Regions from separate parts of the Homo sapiens genome. Here region 2 is linked to region 1. A link is a loop called in an ENCODE intact Hi-C map of the cell type or tissue named here. Cell type or tissue: HCT116. All regions are shown on one strand. Each heading gives the region's core, and the rest is flanking DNA. Links, peaks and the distances in the headings are about the cores only. Region 1 holds the start of PLSCR5-AS1 (PLSCR5 antisense RNA 1). Region 2 overlaps LOC105374150 (a long non-coding RNA gene).

Region 1 (10,699 bases), core at 2,054-10,053:
CCTTACTCCAGAGCCTAGAACTAAATTGATATTTGTGTGTTCTCTGGGGAACTTACTACCACCCATAATATTATTTCTAGGAAATGATCATCTCCTAATTTCAAATGACTCTAACTTGACTAACTTAGTAACAGATGTTTAGCATACATTCTCTTTTTCTAAGTGAAGAATCGCCTGGAATTTCTTGAAACACCCTTATACATGCATAAAACTGTAGGTGGTATTTGTGTAAGTCTAAAATAGAGCCTACATGGCTTCATGGTACCTTGCTTAAAAGAAATCTGTTCCATTTGGAAGAAGGAGAGAATAATTATTGTCATTCATAACAAATTTTCCTTTTGTGTAGGTTTTGGAGATATGTTGATAACTAGTGGATAGTAATCAGGAAAACTCCATAAATGTTGAAGTGAAATATATTAATTTAATTGAATGTACTGGACTCTTTTACTTCTGCATTTGACTCATGGATTAAGATTTTATTTATTTGGTTTCCTTTGCTTGTTTTTAAGTCCTTGAGTTGTCTATTTTTCAGAGCCTTAGATCCCTTAATTGATTGAATTTTCACTGCAAATAGATAAAATTCCTGCTAGACAACACTGCAGGTCTTAGAGGTCTATTTATATGCTTATTTAAATCTCTGGCATGAGTAGGTATTTAAAGCATGCTTTGGTTTGTAAATACTAGTTTCTTTATGGAATGTAACTGTGCCTCTTACCACTAGAATGAATTGATACCATCTATCTTCCTCTTCATCTTTAGATATATTATTTACCCAACTTTTAACTTTTCCAGTGTAAAGTAATAATATCTCACTACAATAAGAAAATTAATAAACAAAGTATAAAGGGACTACTTTTGAAAAAATGTTTTAGAAACTCAGTCCTTTTGATTAGTAACTAGCCTTAGTACCAGAAAAACTTCAAAAGTGTTCTCTAAACATTGAATTTTCATCAGTGATGCTGCAAGCCTTAGTTCTCATCTTTCATGCTTACCATTGCAATAACTTCAAAAGGATAAAAAGAAAGAATGGTAATCTCTCAAAGCAACCTTGTGCTCAGGCCAGTAATCACGTATTTAGCTATCATGCATTCACAACTAGATAATTGCCTCATTAAACTGTTTTAATAAATATAATAATTAACATTTTTTTTTAACAAAAAAGCAAACATTCAAACCATTCAGAAATGAAATCCAGAGCCCAAGGGATTTCTAGAAGAAAATGAAAAAGAGTTAGATAGCGTCAAATATAGACATCTTCAAAGGGAAAGAGATCATTTAAACTTGCTTTTTACTTACTGAAATATGTTCTGCATATTTTATTGTTTTCATTATCTTGGTTATTATAATCCAGCCAGTGAATGTTCAAAGAACATAAAATCCTACAAATAAGTAAACTGAATATAAGTGAATTTACAAAAAGACAACAATTAAGATCAAAAGTTTGACATGCAAGCTTTGATTATGTAAAGCAATTATATTTCCAGTGGTGTTCCAGTATTATGATTTAACAGAAGAAGAAAAATTTAAAAGTCTTAAGCTTTACAACATTTTATTTTCATGTTGAATTTTCAGAGTATAAGTAACTTAGAAACCCTATCTGAATCTGCATGGTATTGTCAAAGTGTTCCAGTATTATATGATTTATCTGGAGAAGAAAAATTTAAAAATTTTAAGCTTCGTGACTTTTTATTTTCATGTTGAATTTTCAGAGTATAAGTAACTTGGAAACTTTATCTAAATCTGCATAGTATTGTCAAACTTTTGGGTGATAAACCCTTTGCAGAATTAGACTGTATGCATTCTGGGTCAGTGTAGGAAGTTATAATGGATACGAATATTTGAACAAAAATTAGATATATTACCAGAGATAATGTGGTCAGCAATAGGTGGTTATTTGAGGGAGTACTGAAAACTACACCAGAGAGAACTCAAAGAGTGAGTGGTGAGTCGGAGGAGTGGTGGGTTGTGAAGCCGTATCTTGGAACCAGAAGAGACCAAAAATTAGATTTCATTTGTGATTTAGATTTGTATTTAAATGAGGAAATAACCTTATACCAGCAGCTTTCTAAAGCTTTCGCCTGAATAAAATAGAAACAGCAATTAAAAATTAAAAACATAATTCTTTCTATAAAATTATGTATAAGGAAAGTAATTTATCTTGGTAATACATGTAAGAAATAGTTTTATAAGCTATATTGGCTGGCAAAAAAAGGCAAATGTTTTACAATATGATGGTAAAAAGAAAAAAAGAGAAATGAATGGGAGTCATTAACTATTCTCAGTGAACATTTCTCCCTTAAATGCTGGAGTTTAAAAGTTATCCTTTTAGATGATTAGGGTATTATCTAGATCAGTGCTTCTTAAATTTATAGTGCATAGAGGAAGCACCTGGGCATCTTGTTCAAGTGCAGGTCCTGATGCATCTGGGGTGGGATCTGAGATTCTTTGCTTTGAGCGAGCTTCTAGGTGGTGCAGATGCTTGCACTTTGCACCACACTTTGAGTATGACCTAGATCAACCTTTACGGAACCTACATCTCATCAATCTCTCAAAGCATATGGACTAAGAAATACATGCTTTTTCAAGAAGAACATATGTTTAGAGGGTTTCTGAAACAATAAGAAAAACTGATAAGGTTTAAAATACAGAGAACTGTAGTTCCAATTTTGGCAGTACATTTTAACTATCAGCTTGTTATGTAAAATAGGTGAGTAGGGCAGATTAAAAAGGATCTATTTCTAAATATTAACGTTAAGTGTGGGGCTTAATCAGAAAGGCCTAATGAAGATCTTGGGGAAAGGGTGTGTGTGTGGAGGGGTTGGTGTTGAAGTCAGAATGATCAAAGATGGGAACAGTAAGCAAAGGAAGGGTGACAAGTTAAAAGCACTGTCCAGTGGATAGAGGAGAATAGGGAAGAGATGACATTAGGCAACAGGCAAGGTGGACTAAGCTGGTTAGATTTGCAGATGAAAATGGGAGTTGAGAGTAAGTGACAACTTAGTAAGTTTAAAAACCTAGCACTCTATAGATATTACTTCCATCTTCTACCAATAATAGGAGACTGGTAAGTTAAAATAATTCCTCTGAAATCCTGGAGAAATAATCCTAATATACATACTTGTATATGTATATGTATATGTATATATGCATATATATATACATATATATCTATGTATTAAATTCTGAGTTTCAGTGAAGTCATCAGGGAATAATTTTTAGTTCATATATTTTCCAAATATCATTAGAAGAGACTCAGTAAATAGGGCATTAATGTAAACAATCAGATTTAGCATTCTGAAACCCCAGAAAACAATAAAACATGAGAAGGAATTTAAGCTTTATAAAAATTTCATGATTACCAAAAGTGCATAACCTGAATCTAACCATGACACAAACTGAAATTAGGCCACAGTTTACAAAATAATTGGCTTATGCACTTAAAAAATGCCAATGTCGGCTGGGCAAGGTGGCTCACACCTATAATCCCAGCACTTTGGGAGGCCAAAGCGGGTGGATCACGAGGTCAGAAGATCGAGACCATCCTGGCTAACACAGTGAAACCCCATCTCTACTAAAAATACAAAAAAATTAGCCGGGTATGGTGGCACATGCCTGTAATCCCAGCTACTCGGGAGGCTGAGGCAGGAGAATCGCTTGAACCTGGGAGGCAGAGGTTGTGGTGAGCCAAGATTGCGCCACTGCACTCCAGCCTGGGTGACAGAGTGAGACTCTATCTCAAAAAATAGAACAAAAAATAAAACAAAAACAAAAATGCCAATGTCATGAGACTCAGGGAAATGCACATGCATGTGCACATGTTCATGCACACACATATACACACACACACACCCCTTAGGAACAGTTCCAGGTGAAAAGAAACAAATGAGATGTGACAAAATGGACATACTTCATGATCTTGGATTTTCTATTGTCAGAAAGGACATCATTATGCAAATCAGTGCAAACCGAATAAAGTCTGTAGATTAGATAATAGCATTGAATCAGTGTTTAGTGCCTGACTTTGACAATAGTACTGTGATGTGTAAAAAAATTCCTTGTTTTTAGGAAATGCACACTAATATAATTAGGGGAAAAGGCATCATGTCTGCAACCTACTCTCAACTCTTATGCTGTTTGTTTTAATCACTTATGTGTGTGCCTGTGTATACACATCTTTTTCATGTATTTATAGAAAATACATGTGTTTATATATCAACAAATAAAAACTCCATAAGTTTTTATGGCTGCATTGAAAATGGTAGGAAATTAGGTAAATATTAGAGGGAAAACTAAGAACAGGATATAGGTCAAGCATTTTGATACAGGTATTATTTGACTTCTGTTCTTCTATCACCAATCTCCATATACCAAAGAAGAAAAGGTTTTCAATATAATTGTAAGTTGGAAAGTAATAACAAGAACATAGTATCTTAGAAATAATGGCAACTGGTACCTATTAACTCATCAAATCATTTCATGTGTCTATGTTCACACTGAGAAGGCAACATTCTTAATATCATCTAGCTCACTATTATGCAATGAACCAGTCTGGAACTTTATCCAGGATAAATCATGTGATATTTATGTTTGCATATTTTTTAGTTCAAGTGAAAATAAGCCAAAAATCTAAATTGAACGTAAAAGCAAGGGGAAACTAGGTTTTAAAGAAATGATGAATAGGATGTGATAACACTTCAATCTTTGAGAAAGGGGATATGAGATCACTGAAGAGGGGCTGCCTAACAGAAATGCAGGGTTCTAAATTCTAATTTTTGAAGAACATTGGTCCTAAGCTATCCTTCTATGAATAAAATATACTCTTTGGGGGTAAAAACTGTGTAAATGGGATAGGCTATATTGTAATTAACAAGCAAGAGGGAGAATAACAAATCACTCATGCTCTCAAAGCCCATACTTACAAAGAGAAAACAGGCACCGATCATTGCTGCTTTGACTGTTACATCTAGATCTGCAGGAACATGAATTCCGAAATTGTCAGCATTTGTGAAGACATCATTTACAAATCCTGACCAGTACTTTGAAATCTTCCCAATTGTAAGCTTTTCATTAATGGTTTTCACCTTTAGAAAGAAAATAAGGAGTATTAAATTTGACAGTGAAAAAAGTTGGTTTTATACTTCTGAGGGTGTTTACTTCATGAGAGATTTGAATTATTTTATTTGTCATCTTCAAAATGACAATTCCATGTTATTCATTCCATCATATAAGCATAGGTTTGTAAATTTAGCTTTTCAGTTTACTTTTTAGAAACTTTGCTTTTTTGACAGTTTTCTAGTCCATCATAATTCTTTTTCTTTTTTGTATGCAGATGGAGAATATCAGGATAAATAATTAAGGCTCAGCCACCACAAGATGGCAGCAGGTACATAGTTCAATTGTATCATCTAAGCATGAAGGCGATTTCTTTACTTGAGGTCCAGATTTTAAACCTGAATTCTCCATCTTAAAAATGTAAAAGAAGATATGTTTGAAAAAATATTTCAGAAGGAATTAAATTAATTTCTAGGCATAATTTGTAAACTTTCAAATTTCAGTTGCTAAAATTTTATAATTATTAAAACATTTAAATATTATTGGCCATTGTTAAATCACATTTTTATATTATACTCAGACATTTATTAGGTCAATACTTTCTAACAAATCCTAAATCCTATTTTTACATTAAAAAAATCCTCCTGGTTAATGTACCATATAGGAAGTTAAGACCAACTAGACATCAATCAGTCCTTCTCAGCTAGAAGGAGTTCACAAATCAACTTTATCAGCTATTTGTTTGTTTATTCTGCTTCCCATCCTGATGCTGAAAGTAATTCAAGAGAAACTATCACTTTTTTCAGGGTAGTAAAAGATAGAGAATAGAGAGGGTTACTTAGGACATTTCTATAGCATGAATGCTAAAACTCTTATGTTTAAAGTCCTCCTCAATCATATTACTCGTAGGAAAGTCATGCCAAATCCTTTGGGGATAGGGTGAAGTTGGAACAGCTCAGTTTGCAAAATTTGCATTGTATTCTACGTGCATAGTGTTTCCTGAAGTCCTGAGAACTAAATGCCCTTGCTGAGATATTTATGTATGAATGGATGAAAAATAAATATACACTTTCAATTAGGCTGTCTCCTCTACCTAAGTTGTATGTCCAGGACAACCTGTTAAGATAGTTTATATTGCTACAGATCAAATTTACAACTTTCTATTTTTTAAATATTCAATTTATACAAATACGAGAATAAGGTTTTTTTTTGTTTTTTTTTTTTGTTTTTTTTACAAAACTAACTTAGCAAGTCTTAGAAACACAGCTTTTGAGTTAATGCTGTTTTAATGTAACGTGCTGCTGAAATGAGATCTAAACTGGGATATGTGATCTCAAGGCCCATAGGAAAGAAGATACATAATTTAGGTGATTCTAAACTGTATATATTGGCTTTATTGCCATGTGTCCTGTGATTCTACATAAATAAAACATACTGAAACAAGAATGAAGTGCTAATTTTCAAAATCAGGAAATATTGGTTATCTTAAAAAGGCAAAGCTATGTGTCCAAAAATTTTTGATGTTCAAAGTCTTGCACACATTAAAATAGCAACACATTTACTATTCTAATCAAAGAGATATAGTAGCTTTGTCCATAGAACACATAGAATTATATTTAGCTAAACATGCTTTTATTATAGTAAAATTTATTAATATTACTTTGGATAATACTTACACTGGTCTATGACAGATATGATGGCCAAGGTGATAAATTTTGTAATATTATTTTTAAAAAATCCTTGGACTTTATATCTCTGGATTTACATATTCCTATTCTTAGCATGTACAATATGGGCTGATTACATTATATTACAAATATGTCATTTTCTGAACTTATTTTAAATGAAATTAATTTGAACATAAAAAAATTGAATTATGTTGCAAAAAAAAATCAGGACCTAAATGAAAACTTCTTTCATTTTGTCAATTGTACCTCAAAATCCACATCGCCAAAACAGCCACATGTCACACAAGGACCAACAATTTTCAAAATATCTTCTTTGTTTGCATTTTGGATTGTGAATTTAGGCAGAAAGGGGTCCCACTTCTGCGTAACGTAACCAACTATAGTACCAGGAGGGGCTTGGATTTCTAACTGTAAGAAGAGATAATGATAAAATAAGATTTTCTTAGGTTATCATATTTTAATTTTACTATAATGTCAATTTACCTGTAAACAATATACTGTTATAAAATTATTTTGATATTCTACAAATCATTCTAAATACCTGCTTCTAAGGATACAGATTTTATAAAATATTTTACAGAAAACAAAGAAATTCACTGTATAAACATACGTTTAGCACTGTGCACTAAAAGTCTATGTCTTATTTCCCTAAAGAGAATCTACCCCACGACTATCTTCTGACCCTAGGACAGTGGCTTCTTTGCCATTTTATCCCAAGTACAACCATTGGTCAACCACTGAAGCTGTTCCTATGTGGTTACTCATATCTACTCCTTTTAATTGTAGCCACAACACACATCTATTTTAAGTCTCCTTTATCAATTATTGAGTATTCATATTTTTTCTCTAAGATTATAAGCTCCAAGATTATCTATATTTAATTAAAAACAAATGCTTCTTGCAGAGTTATAGTCATTAAACACCAGTTTGATTGCTGGTTTGTGGCTTCCAAAGTGTTCGAGACTAGTAGTTGGATTTTTGCATTATCCGGCATTACTTTAGCATTTGACTCCATTACCTTTACATATTTATGTAACCCAATCAAATATTTTGTAAAATAAATTGGGGGTGGGTACAAATTTTTTAAATGTTTGCTTTTAAACCAAGACATCGCCATCATCTGATCTCATTTTGACTTTTCTTATGAAGTTCATAGTCTTATGCATATGTCTATAATGTTCTTGGATAGATAAAAGTGATTTCAACTAGACTGCTTAGAATTAATATAGATTTGCTCTGGGATCACTTTTAAAGTTATTAATTTGCTATTGATCAAATTTTTTTAAAAGTTACTAATAGTTATCAAGTAATATATTATGTTTAATTTATGACCCTGGACTACCATTAAAGAAAAAGTTAATTATCAAAAATTTTAAAATGAGCATATTTCTGTGATCATAATGACTACACTCTCTTGGGGCATATTAATATTAAATATCCTCAGTAGACGGATGGAAATTCTTGGGCTCCATGCACGAGCACTTCAATCATTTTATCACTTAGTCAGATGCTTACCTAAAAATAGTTGGAGAATTAGCTTTGATATATGTTATTAGAAACTTCCCTAAATAACCATCTTTCATATTAATATTTTCCCATCACCCTAAGGCCAGTACTTATCCACAGGTTCTAACAGAGAAGGTTGGGCTTAAATTAGGACACCTGGCTCAAGTCCCATCTATAATATTTCCTGATTTCTTGAATGTATAGTCATAGGTAGTCACCTCCACTCTCCTTCCTTGACTGCCAAATGTAGAGAGTAATTATTTCTAGCTCCTAGAGATTTCATGATTCTGTTCTTGCTCATGAGTAGAATATCATGGTATCAAAGCCAGTAAAGTAAGTAAAAGTTCTGTGTCAATTTAACTGCATAAGTCAATGAAAGTTATTATTACAGGTGTACTAAATAATAACGTAAATCTATTATATATTAAAATAAAATAATTGAATTATTCCCTGTAGAACAATAACATTGTCTTGCCAAACCTTGGGCTTTGTCATAAATGGGTAAATGCATTGTGAGATTCCATACTAAATAATAATACCTATCCAAGAGGATACCTTAGAGGAGTTTAATATCACTTAGCATTTCCTGGACTTTGCTCCAGTTGGAGAAGACAAAGGGTGTATATGCCCAATGGTGGAACCTGTAGACATTACAATTACATGACTACTATAGAGATTCCAGAGGTCTATCTCATTTACATGATGCATGAGCTGTCTTCAACAGTTTATATCATGAAAGCCACCATAGTTTTTGGTTGGAAAGAAAAAAGTTTAGTGAATTACCAAATCCTCAAGCTGATCTGATCCTAAAGGAGCAACATACTATTAATAATTAAAACAACTGGCAGGTTAATTGCCTCATTGCTCCAGATGAATTCCTTTTAAAGAAACAAATGCTAATCTTAAAAATCAAAAAGGACAACCAGAGCCAGTAACTAACCTCTTGTAGGTAGCAAGGGCACCAGCAGCTGTTACATCTCAAGGGCCTGTTCACTGTAATGACCTCTCGACCTGAGTTATCTGTGATCCTCAGGGTGCAAGATCGCAGAGTGGAACAGAAAGTACGATTGAAGCAGATGCTTTCCTCCACTGCAAAGTAAATTCTTTGTCCCAAGCTGTTTTTAATCTCATATTTGTTGGAGGTCTCAGTACCAAGTATCACTAATGGAACAAAAAAAAAATTATAAAAACATTTTTTTCCTTAGTATTGATAACTTTAAATAAAGGGGAGATGTTATTAAAAGAATACAGTGTCTGATCAATTATTAAATATATGGTATCTTCTTCACACAAATTTATTTCTATGCTCTAAATTTTTAGGACTTAGCCATGGAAATAAAAGTAAATGGTGAGAATAAAGCTATATAATTAATTAATGTTTATTCCAGATATATGACCTACTTGAGAACATGTAGTGTACCTTTTCACTAAAGGACAAATGCTTTAAAGAATAATTTATAGCTCAAAAAATAATTATATTATTGTTATAGAACTATTGGGACAACTCATGGTGATAATAGTGATTTTGTCTAAAATATTTGTCTGGTAATATATCTAAAGGTGTACGCTATCCTGCTATTTCAATTTTTATATATATTTAGGCATAATATAGAGCACTAAACCCAGAAAATACTCAAGTAATTTGAATCCAGTTAGTCATGCTTGTAAATTTGTAGATTCTTAAATAATTTGCCTATTTGGTAAATCACTCATTTAGTCAAAACCTTGACTTCCATTTTTGAAATTATTAGGAAAGTTAAATGATTAGCATCCACGGAAATGATCAAATACCTTTTACTATTTTAAAGTATATGTAATGTCAGAATTTGAATGGCAATATCACCAAAGATTCAGAGTTTTATGCTTCTATTTTATCTAAATAAGACTAATAATTTTACTTTCAGCTTTTAATTGAAAAAAGACCTAGTACTCTTTTTGATCTAATTCTATTCTACACATTTAACTTTCTCATTTATAACATATTTAGATGCAAAGAAACTTCTGAAAACTAAAATATTTTCAATAGTTTTAATAAATATGTAATATATATAATGCACTTACTTCCAAGCAGCTCCACCTGCTGGTGTATAATTATCAGGTCTAACTGTAAAGGATGACATAAAAGGAAATAAAAAGTATTAACATCACACGGAAAACCTTTGGAGATACTACTAGTACCCTATTTACTATATTACATAAAATTAGTGATTTTCATGCTTTCTATTAGGAAAACAGTTGAAAATATCTCACATTTTACAATGCAAAAGAACGTAATTTTTTTTTTAATTTAAAGAAGAATTTAGAAGAACCTTGAAAATTCCAAGGCAGCATTGAGCAAGAATAAGAATAGCAACGGGGCTGGGCGCAGTGGCTCATGCCTATAAATCCAGTACTTCTGGAGGTCAAGGTAGGCAGATTGCTTGAGCCCAGGAGTTCGAGACCAGTCTGTGCAA
Region 2 (10,699 bases), core at 1,516-9,515, 1.9 Mb after region 1:
AGATAGGAATCAAAGTTAAAGAGAACACTAGTTGGCTGCAAATAAAACACCTGTGATGACTTTACAGCCAGTATCAACCCCTGATAGCCTGGTGTCCAGTGTGATATCAAGGTCATAGTAGCCAATCAAAAACATTTGCAAAATTAAAAATGCAATCTGTATCATGGTCAGGAATAATCTATTACTGAAAAATTTAGCCTTTTAGCAAGGTTATCAGAGAAACAACATTATTGGCACTGAAGTGTCATCTATCCAGAAATCCTGTCAAGTTTATTTTAACATAATTTCACCAGTGTTTCTTTGTAAGAGAAAAATTTAGTATACCTGCCTAATTTATTTGTTCTTTGATAATCAGGGGCATTTTATGAAGGTCGCAAAGGCCCAAAAGGGGCTTTATAAACACTTGTTTACGAACTATGTAAAGCCTTAAAAAAAGTTTTTCTTATGCTAAACAGTTTTACCGTACGATTTTTTTTTTTCCTAAAAGGGATTTGAGCTCTGAACTGAACGCTTTTTTCTTTTTCTATTTATGACACAAAATAAAGATACCCACAGGCCATGAGTCTGACAATACTTAATAAATGGATCTGAGATAAAGTCATAATTGAAAGGTAGTATCATTCTTTTTTGTAACTCTTGGATCAAGTTGCTGCTTTGTATAATTATGACATACTCAATCTCATAATGCATGAGTTAATGTACTCTTAAAATATTGTGTTACAAAGAAATAATTACATAGGCAGCAATCATTGTAAATGGAATCAATTCCTAATGTTAAGGGAAAAAATTAGGGATCAGATGACTGAAATGCCAATATTTATGATTATACTGCTTGAATTTTTTCATCTTGGACGATGTGCCAATGAAATACAAATCATAAGCAAGATAGATGCAAGTCAAGTACTTCATGTTCTGGACAGAGGGTAACACATCTCCTGGAATTGATGTTAATAATAAACAAAGAGGAATTCTGCCATCAACATCTGGCAAAAGTGATGACAGAAAAAGAGCTACCCAGGGATATGTTTTCTATCCAAGGCAGAGTTTTAGGAAGGGGCTGGGAAGCATGTGCTCACATTTCTCAAAAGTAGGATGTGTTTGTGATTGCTTGAACGCCAATAGGAATGGACCGGTTACCAGCAGATGAGAGAACTTCAGATTGGAAGGAATTGCTGAGATGTTGCCCAAGACCCAGTTTCCACGAATGAAGTATAAATTGGGGAACTGATTCATCTCAAGTCAAGAATTGCATTTTCTAGAAATAAAACAAAAGGTCAGAGTAAAACCAGAGAAACATGGATTCAAGGTTCAGTCTCCCTGAGAACTCAGCTACAAATAGTTAAACTCCTTTATACCTTCGATTTGTCCCAGATTCCAGAGTAGAAATGACCTCATAGGCGGGGTGGGTTTGAGGAGATGAATGGGGACAAATCAGGGTGCAGATTCAGAGTGTAGGGCAGAAGACTACTTATTAACTTCACCCTCAACTCCTTTCTTCTTCCCCTTTGAATTTTGAACCAGTGACTAGTAATTGGTACTTCATTTAGAGCATGTCTTAACTCTAAAGCTAATAGCACTTAAAATGCCAAGGAGCAACTTGGTATGAGTGTGCCTAGCCCCTTTAAAAGGAAAAAAAAATGTTGCAGGCTCCTAAGACTTCACCCACATGCCCTAATTCGGGGGGTGGGAGGATGACTTGATAGATGACTAAATAAATACTAATATTGTGATGCTATTACTTCCGGATGATTTTTCAGAATTTTAGCACCCTTAGGAAATAAAAAATAAAATAAGGTTTTTTAAAAAAAATATGGTGAGAGAGTAAAAAATCTGGATCCTTGGAGGGGGGAGTTGGGGATGATTAAGGGGTATGAAAAAAATAGAAAGAGTGAATAAGATCTACTATTTGATAGCACAATAGGGTGACTATAGTCAATAATAACTTAAATGTACATTTTAATGATTTAAAGGGTATAATTAGATTGTAACTCAGAGGATAAATGCTTGAGGGGGTAGATACCCCATTCTTCATGATGTGCTTATTTCATATTGCATGCCTGTATCAAACTATCTTATGTACCCCATAAAGATGTACACCTACTATATACCCACGAATTTTTTTTTTAAAAATCTGGATTCTTCATTTAGTAAATACTTCTTGAGGGCCTAGCATTGTGCTGGGCACTGAAATAGCATGGTAAGCTAATGAGTCATGGTTCCTGACTTCAAGAAACTTGCAATCTAGCAAGGTAAGTAAACGAGGAGGCAATTGCAAGTATTATGACAGAGAAAAGGGCAAAGTTCTAGAGAAGCACACATCTAGGGACCTTCTCTGAATTACTAACATACACTGAAATAGAAATTTTATGACTTTAGAAGGAGTGCGTTTTTTTAGAGATGTTGTTTTTTCCATATATTTTATCAGAAAATTTAAAATGCAGATTGAAAAAAACAAATACATGTTAAGTATCCCTTATCCAAAAAGCTTGGGACAAGAAGTGTTTTGGAGTTTTTCAAATTTTGGAATATTTGCATATACATAATGAAATATCTTGGGGATAGAACCCAAGTCACAACACAAAATTTATGTTTCATATACACCTTGTACACCTAACCTGAAGATAATTTTCTACAATATTTTAAAACAGATTTGAGCATGAAACAAAGTTTGTGTACGTTGACTCATCAGGAAGCAAAAGTGTCACTATCTCAGCCACTCATGTAGATAATCTGAAGATTTTTTTCTGGCATTACCATCACTCCTGACTCTGAATTTATATGCTATTAATAAGCAATCATTTTCTTACACTTATTCACACATAGGTATTTAACTGTAAAAAAGAGGACACACCATTAATACAGTGAAAAAAATAATGTGTTTGAGGTAACCAAACAGCACAGTGTCATCACCAGAATGCCTGTATCAGCTGTCAAACAACATCCACAAGCAATGGCAGACTTTCAGTCTCTACCCGCAATCCTCTGTTTAGATTAGAAGGTTACTATACATCGTATTGTATTTTGAGATAGGCGAGAAGAAGAATCAGAAGCACTTGAGGGCCCTCTAAAGATGAAGAAGCATCCTATTGGATGGCTTCTTAAAATGTTTCTTCCAGAATGTCATCTGCCTCATTAACAACTTGTTTTAATTTTTCATTTTTTTGTCTTAGAATTATTTATTTGATTTTATAGCTTACGTGATTTCTTGTTCTGTGATGAATGCATACTGCCCTAGTCCTTCAATAAGCCCATCACACATTTTCACCATGCCATCTCTAGATAATTTTTCTGCAGTGTTAACAATGTCAGTCATCTTCATCATCACTGTTATCATGATCACTAGTCTGTTGTGTGCCTGCATTTTGATTGCAACCAATCATGTGAGGTCAACTGTATTATTTCCACTTGTGGCATCAAATGGGCACTCAAAAGTTTTGGATTTTGAAGCATTTCAGATTTCAAATTTTGGGATTAGGAATGCTTAACCTGTACAGGATTTTGAAATATTAAGAAGTAATTTCTTTCTCAATCCTAAAAACACTTTCTCTCTCTAAAATAAAATCGATTATTTTCTTAGGTTTTTAATTTAAGGGATTGCTCTAGGAAAGTCATTATAATATTTAACAAACATTTTTAGTAATAAATTTTTTAAATATCTGTTTTTACTCTTTTCCAAATGGTCTTTTTCATGAATATGAAAACACTTAATGTACTCGGGGGATGTATTTCATGTAAATTTTTATGTCCAAAAACTGAATTCAATTTTTTATTGACATTAAACACAACAACATCTGCAAGTCATTAAAAGGAAATTCCTTTGGAAAACACTATAGTTTGACTCTACTGAATGATTTTTCACTTGGAATAAATTCATTCATATGTTTCATGATATTCCAAAAGCAGTTATGACCTAGATTAACAAAAATAAATTTTATTTTCATTAATATATTAGACATCAGGTTTTACAAACTACTTTTTCAATAATCAGTGTGTTCCTGATAATGTCTTTGGACATTGAATTTTATATTACAATAATTATTTTATCAGTTATAAAAAGTATCATTCTTTTAAAAGGACACTTCAAAATAGTAAAAGAATTCTTTGAAAAAATCACCCCTTATGTCACCGGCTGTAAAATAATTCTACATAATACCATCTAACCATTTTCCACAATGAAAAATATTTTACACAGTTATACAGTGTTTTTAAAATGAGCACACACAACAAATCCTGTTTCTCACATATTTCAATACTAATTTCAGAGATGTAAAGATAAATATGTGTATGTAAATGTCTATATATGTATGTAAATGTCTATATAAACACATTTACATACATATAAAAATGCCCTCAGAATATGTTAGAAGTCACTTATCTGAACGTCTAATATTTAGGTGGCCTGTATAGAATTGATATGCTTTAAAAATATAAAATGTAAATATTTAAAAATTTGGTCAACTTTTCTTGTCTTTTTTCCTTATCAAGAAAATAGTACTAAAAGAAATAAATTGTCTTAGTGAATGCTTCTCTTTTTTGATCTCATTAATATAAGGATAATGATCCTGCTTATACAGATGCTCCTTGACTTAACGTAACATTTCATCTCCATAAACATTGTAAGTTGAAAATATCATAACTTAAAAGTGCCTTTAATACACCTAAACTACTTAACCTTGTAGCTTAGCCTAGGCTACCTTAAATGTGCTCAGACACCTTAAATTAGGCTACAGTTGGGCAAAACCATCTGGCAACACAGGACACTACAGAGTACCAGTTGATTACCCTCGTGATGGCATGGCTGACTGGGAGCTGCAGCATCACAAGAGAGCGTCTTACCACTTTCTATTGAATGTGCATGGTTTTTGCACCATCATAAAGTCAAAAAGTCAAGTCAAACCATTGTAAATTGGGGACCGTCTGTACATCAGTTTTTTATCCCTTTGATTTGTATACTAAATAGATGCAAGCATAAAAAGAATAAGAAGATTTAAGGAGAAAATTATCTTCCTTTTCTACAACAGCAGAAATATGTGTTACTTCAGGATATCATTCAGTTGTTCTATAAGAAATTGCTGAACTTTAGGAAGTATTAACAAATAATCTAAACCAAGATCTTGTTTGCTTGTACAGTACTCAGATATTCTGAAGTCTTTCTTGAAATCTTTCTTTGTAATCTTTGACTGGTACCCATTTCATTGATCAGTCAAAAGATAATATGCATTTTAATTTTGGACTAATAAATGTGGGGTTGGACTAAGGCAAAAGAGAAATGTTCCCATATACTCTATCAGAATTTGATCTCAAGGTAATACAAACATGGACACCCCAGCAATGGAAAGATACATTATTATATTTTTAAATAATTAGAGTCCTTTTTAACCATATTTTGAAGAGTTGATAGTTGTAGATGTGGGGAAGGGGACCATTGTTCCTTCTCCAATCCTAAACAGCAAATACAGAAAAAAATTATGTATATGATATATGCAATTTATATACATATAATTACATGTAGATAAATAGTGACCAACACACAATATATCATTTTTATCATTTCTGTGACATAATTATATTCATATAAATTTTATATTTATATATAATATATATCATCCATATCTATCTATATACCATCAATTATGAAAAATAAACTTTTTTATAATTCTTCTATCATGGACCAACAGTGACCACTTTCTTTTTTTAAGTTTTCTTTCTTACTTAAAGCTTCTAGAAAGAAGAGTTATTGGGCACCCTCTTTTCTCTTCATTTTTCAAAGGAAAAAAGAACAAAAGTGTTTTTATGAAAAGTGAGATGTGTTTTATTTTAGCTAACCAAGGATGGCAGATTTTTATAACAACACTACCATCTGCTGGAATTTAAGAGTATTGTTGCTAACATTTTGGAAGCCTTGGGTTGCATTTTTACAACTATTGGCCTAAAGTGGTTTTTATTATATACTTTTTAACAGCACTACGTGACTATTTCCAAAGGGAAGTTTACTGGTAGGTGCAATCTCCACCTCCTTACAAGTCACACAAACACTTCTACACTGCTGATGGGAATGTAAACTAGTACAACCATTATGGAAAACAGTGTGGAGATTCCTTAAAGAACTAAAAATTAAATTGGACTTCACCTTTCTCTGGTGCCTCCTTGATTAGCTTAATAATCAACATTCTGAATTCTTTTTCTGGCAATTCAGGGATTTCTTCTTGGTTTGGATCCATTGCTGGTGAGCTAGTGTGATTTTTGGGGGGTGTTAAAGAATCTTGTTTTGTCATATTACCAGATTTGTTTTTCTGGTTTCTTCTCATTTGGGTAGGCTATGTCAGAGGGAAGGTCTGGGGCTCAAGGCTGCTGTTCAGATTCTTTTGTCCCACGGGGTGCTCACTTAATATAGTACTCTTGCCCTTTTCCTAGGGACGTGGATTCCTGAGAACTGAACTGTAGTGATTGTTATTTCTCTTCTGGATCTAGCCACCCCGCAGGGCTACCAGGCCGTGGGCTGGTACTGGGGGGTGTCTGCTCAGAGTCCCATTATGTGAACCATCTTCAGGTCTCTCAGCCATAGATACCAGCACCTGATCCAGTGGAGGTTGCAGGGGAGTGAAATGGACTTTGGTACCAATACTGTTGACACTATTTCCCAAGACTGAGAAAGAGGGAATCCTCCCTAATTCATTCTATGAAGCCAGTATCACCCTAATGCCAAAACCAGGAAAGGACATAACAAAAAAAGAAAACTACAGACCAATATCCCCCATAAACATAGATGCAAAAATCCTTAACAAAATACTATCTAACCAAATCCAACAGCATATCAAAAAGATAATCTACCACAATCAAGTGAGTTTCATATCATGCAGGGACAGTTTAACATACACAAGTAAATAAACGTGTTACACCACATAAACAGAATTGAAAACAAAAATCACATGATCATTTCCAGATACACAGAAAAGGCATTTGACAAAATCCAGCATCCCTTTATGATTAAAACCTTCAGCAAAATCGGCATACAAGGAACATACCACAATGTAATACAAGCCATCTATGACAAACCCACAGCCAACATCATACTGAATGGGGAAAAGTTGAAAGCATTCCTTCTGAGGACTGGAACAACATAAGGATGCCCACTCTCACCACTTCTATTCAACATAGTACTAGAAGTCCTTGACGAGCAATCAGACAAGAGAAAGAAGAAAGGGCATCCAAATTGGTAAAGAAGAAGTCAAACTGTCGCTGTTTGCTGATGATACAATCATGTACCTAGAAAACCCTAAAGTCTCCTCCAAAAAGCTCCTAGAACTGATAAATGAATTCAACAAAGTTTCAGGATACAAAATTAATGTACACAAATCAGTAGCTCTGCTATACACCAATAGCAACCAAGCTGAGAATCAAATCAAGAACTCAACTCCGTTTACAATAGCTGCAATAAAATAAAATAAAATACTTAGGAATATACAACCAAGGAGTTGAAAGACCTCTACAAGGAAAACTACAAAACACTGCTGAAAGAAATCACAGATGACACAAACAAATGGAAACACATCCCATGCTCATGGATAGGTAGGATCAGTATTGTGAAAATGAACATACTGCCAAAAGCAATCACAAATTCAATGCAATTCCCACCAAAATACCACCATCATTGTTCACAGAACTAGAAAAAACAATCCTAAAATCCATATGGAACCAACAAAAAAAAACCTGCATAACCAAAGCAAGACTAAGCAAAACAAACAAATCTGGAGGCATTACATTACCTGACTTCAAACTATACTACAAGGCCAAAGTAATGAAAACAGCATGATAGTGGTATAAAAATAGGCACATAGACCAATCAAACACAATAAATAACCCAGAAATAAACCCAAATACCTACAGTCAACTGATCTTCAACAAATGGTGCTGGAATAATTGGCAAGCCACATGTCAAAGAATGAAACTGGATCCTCATCTCTCACCTTATACAAAAATCAACTCAAGTTGGATCAAGGGCTTCAATCTAAGACCTGAAACTATAAAAATTCTAGAAGATAACATTGGAAAAACCCTTCTTGACATTGCCTCAGGAAAGACTTCATGACCAAGAACCCAAAAGCAAATGCAACAAAAACAAAGATAAATAGATGGGACTTAATTAAACTAAACAGCTTCTGCACGCAAAAGGAACAGTCAGCAGAGTAAACAGACAACCTACAGAGTGGGAGAAAAAATCATCACAATCTATAAATCTGACAAAGGACTAATATCCGGAATCTACAATGAACTCAAACAAATCAGCAAGAAAAAAACACACAGTCCCATCAAAAAGTGGGCTAAGGACATGAATAGACAATTCTCAAAAGAAGGTATACAAATGGCCAACAAACGTGAAAAATGCTCACTATCACTAATGATCAGGGAAATGCAAATCAAAACTGCAATGCAATACCACCTTACTCCTGCAAGAATGGCCATAATAAAAAAAAAATTAATAAAATAGATGTTGGCATGGATGCAGTGAAAAGGGAACACTTCCACACTGCTGGTGGGAATGTAAACTAGTACAACCATTATGGAAAACAGTGTGGAGGTTCCTTACAGAACTAGAAGTAGAACTACCATTTGATTCAGCAATCCCACTACTAGGTATCTCCCTAAAGGAAAAGAAGTCATCATGCAAAAAAGATACTTGCACACACATGTTTATAGCAGCACAATTCACAATTGCAAAACTATGGAACCAGCTGAAATCCTCATCAATCAACGATTGGATAAAGAAATTGTGGCATATATATATATATACAATGGAATACTATTCAGTAATAAAAAGGAACAAATTAACAGCATTTGCAGCAACCTGGATGGAACTAGAGACTATTATTCTAAGTAAAGTGACTCAGGAATGGAAAACCAAACATTGTATGTTCTCACTCATAAGTGGGAGCTAAGCTATGAGGGTGCAAAGGCATAAGAATGATACAATGGGCCAGGTGCGGTGGCTCACGCCTGTAATCCCAACACTTTGGGAGCCCAAGGTGGGCGGATCATGAGGTCAAGAGATCGAGACCATCCTGGCCAGCATGGTGAAACCCCATCTCTACTAAAAGTACAAAAAGTTAGCTGGGCGTGGTGGTGCGTGCCTGTAGATCCAGCTATTTGGGAGGCTAAGGCAAGAGAATTGCTTGAACTCAGGAGGCAGAGGTTGCAGTGAGCCGAGATGGCACCACTGCACACCAGCCTGGCAACAGAGTGAGACTCTGTCTCAAAAGAAAAAAAGAATGATACAATGGACTTTGGGGACTCAGGAGAAAGGGTGGGAGGCGGGTGAGGGATAAAAGACTACAAATTGGGTTTAGTGTGTACTGCTCAGGTGATGCGTGCACCAAAATCTCACAAATCACCACTAAAGAATTTGCTCATGTAACCAAATAACACCTGTTCCCCAAAAACCTAGGGAAATAAAAAAATAAACTAAAAGTTTAACTAGCTTCTTTTTCCTTTAATTAATTTTCTGGGATCCTACCCCTATTTATAAATATACAAAATGACTCACTCATTCAACAAATAGCAGTTAATAGTCAATAACTGTTGGCTGCATACTAAGAAATATACTACATATTAAAGACATACAGTTAAATAAAATATTAGTCTCTAGGTCTTAGCCTATCAGGAGACCTAGACCAAAATAAAGTGTTGCATTACAGCATGGGAAGTGCCATCATCCAGCTCTGGTCAGAGATAGAAGCTCCAACAATGAGCCTTTTCTCTCTGTCAGTCTGGGTGTACCCTGGGTGTAAATATTGGGGACGGTGGCATTTTCTGAGGAAAAGATGCATATCTTGAGTCTTGACATTTGAGTTGGAATTATTCAGACAGATAAGAACAAATAAATTTTTAAGAGTCTGGCAAGTAAGATTTGGAAACAAGCCTTCCATACCACAATCACTTGTGTTTATTCATAACTTCACTTTTTCATTCTTTCATTCATTTGGCAGATGTTTCTGAACAACATCAGAAGGAAGGCCAGGAAAAAAGATTATAAGATTATAAAATAAATAGCTGCAATGCATATGATAACTGTGATAAAAATTTGTACAATAAGAACATTCACTCACTTATTCAACTAGGACTCAGGAAATATCCAGGCACAGGAGACAAGATGACATCATCCATGCCTTCAAGGAACAGGAAAAACACAAATCGGAATAGTCACATAGTAATAATCTCATCTAACTCTGCACAAAGGGGAAACATTGAAATGTCTGTCATGCCAGGCTCTACTCCTTGGAGAAATGGTTAGCTGCAAAGATTTTGTAAAACCAGTTTGCATTCGCTAGCTAAATAAGTTAGAATGATTGAAGGTTATCATTATATTGGTGCAACAGTAATTGTGGTTTTTGCCTTAAAAAAAAAAAAAGTCAAAAACCGCAATTACTTTTGCACCAACCTAATAGCTTGAGAGCTATAGTCATACAGATAGAAATTAAGTCCAATTTCCACACTAGTTGTGTAACTGTGGGAAAGTTCATTGATCTCCTGGTTTCAGTTTTCTATATTGTCAAAAGGGGATGATAATGGTTCCTGCCTCATTTGGTTATTGTGAGCTTAAATTAACTAATTAAAGTGCTTGGCACAGTACCTGGCTCAGCAGGTTCTTGGTACATGTTGGCTATTTCTCCCCTCTTTCCTCTTCATTTTCTTCTTACCTTAA

What was found. Peaks named below come from ENCODE experiments on the same cell type or tissue, not always from the same donor. Only the 100,000 strongest peaks of a DNase experiment are listed, where the experiment ranks them.
Region 2: a loop joins it to region 1, with 4 times the contacts of the local background. A loop is called at or near these places in 2 of 110 quality-filtered maps.

What each region holds. Positions count from the first base shown.
Region 1 is chr3:146,584,734-146,595,432 of GRCh38, forward strand. It overlaps PLSCR5 (phospholipid scramblase family member 5), which reads right to left. Exons shown (of 8, transcript NM_001085420.2): 3 at 10,308-10,350; 4 at 9,187-9,407; 5 at 6,987-7,148; 6 at 4,920-5,081; 7 at 1,297-1,379; 8 at 1,104-1,209. The coding sequence ends at 1,341. It overlaps PLSCR5-AS1 (PLSCR5 antisense RNA 1), which reads left to right and starts at 4,869. Exons shown (of 2, transcript NR_046698.1): 1 at 4,869-5,055; 2 at 5,330-5,592. In HCT116, for the core only: a CTCF peak has its summit at 5,372 (motif pointing right); a DNase peak (open chromatin) is centred at 5,368.
Region 2 is chr3:148,454,277-148,464,975 of GRCh38, forward strand. It overlaps LOC105374150 (a long non-coding RNA gene), which reads right to left. Exons shown (of 7, transcript XR_924571.2): 1 at 10,628-10,699; 2 at 10,104-10,163; 3 at 1,077-1,255. Among named protein-coding and RNA genes, the nearest start is that of LINC02046, 180 kb to the left of the region's middle. In HCT116, for the core only: a CTCF peak has its summit at 5,887 (motif pointing left); a DNase peak (open chromatin) is centred at 5,885.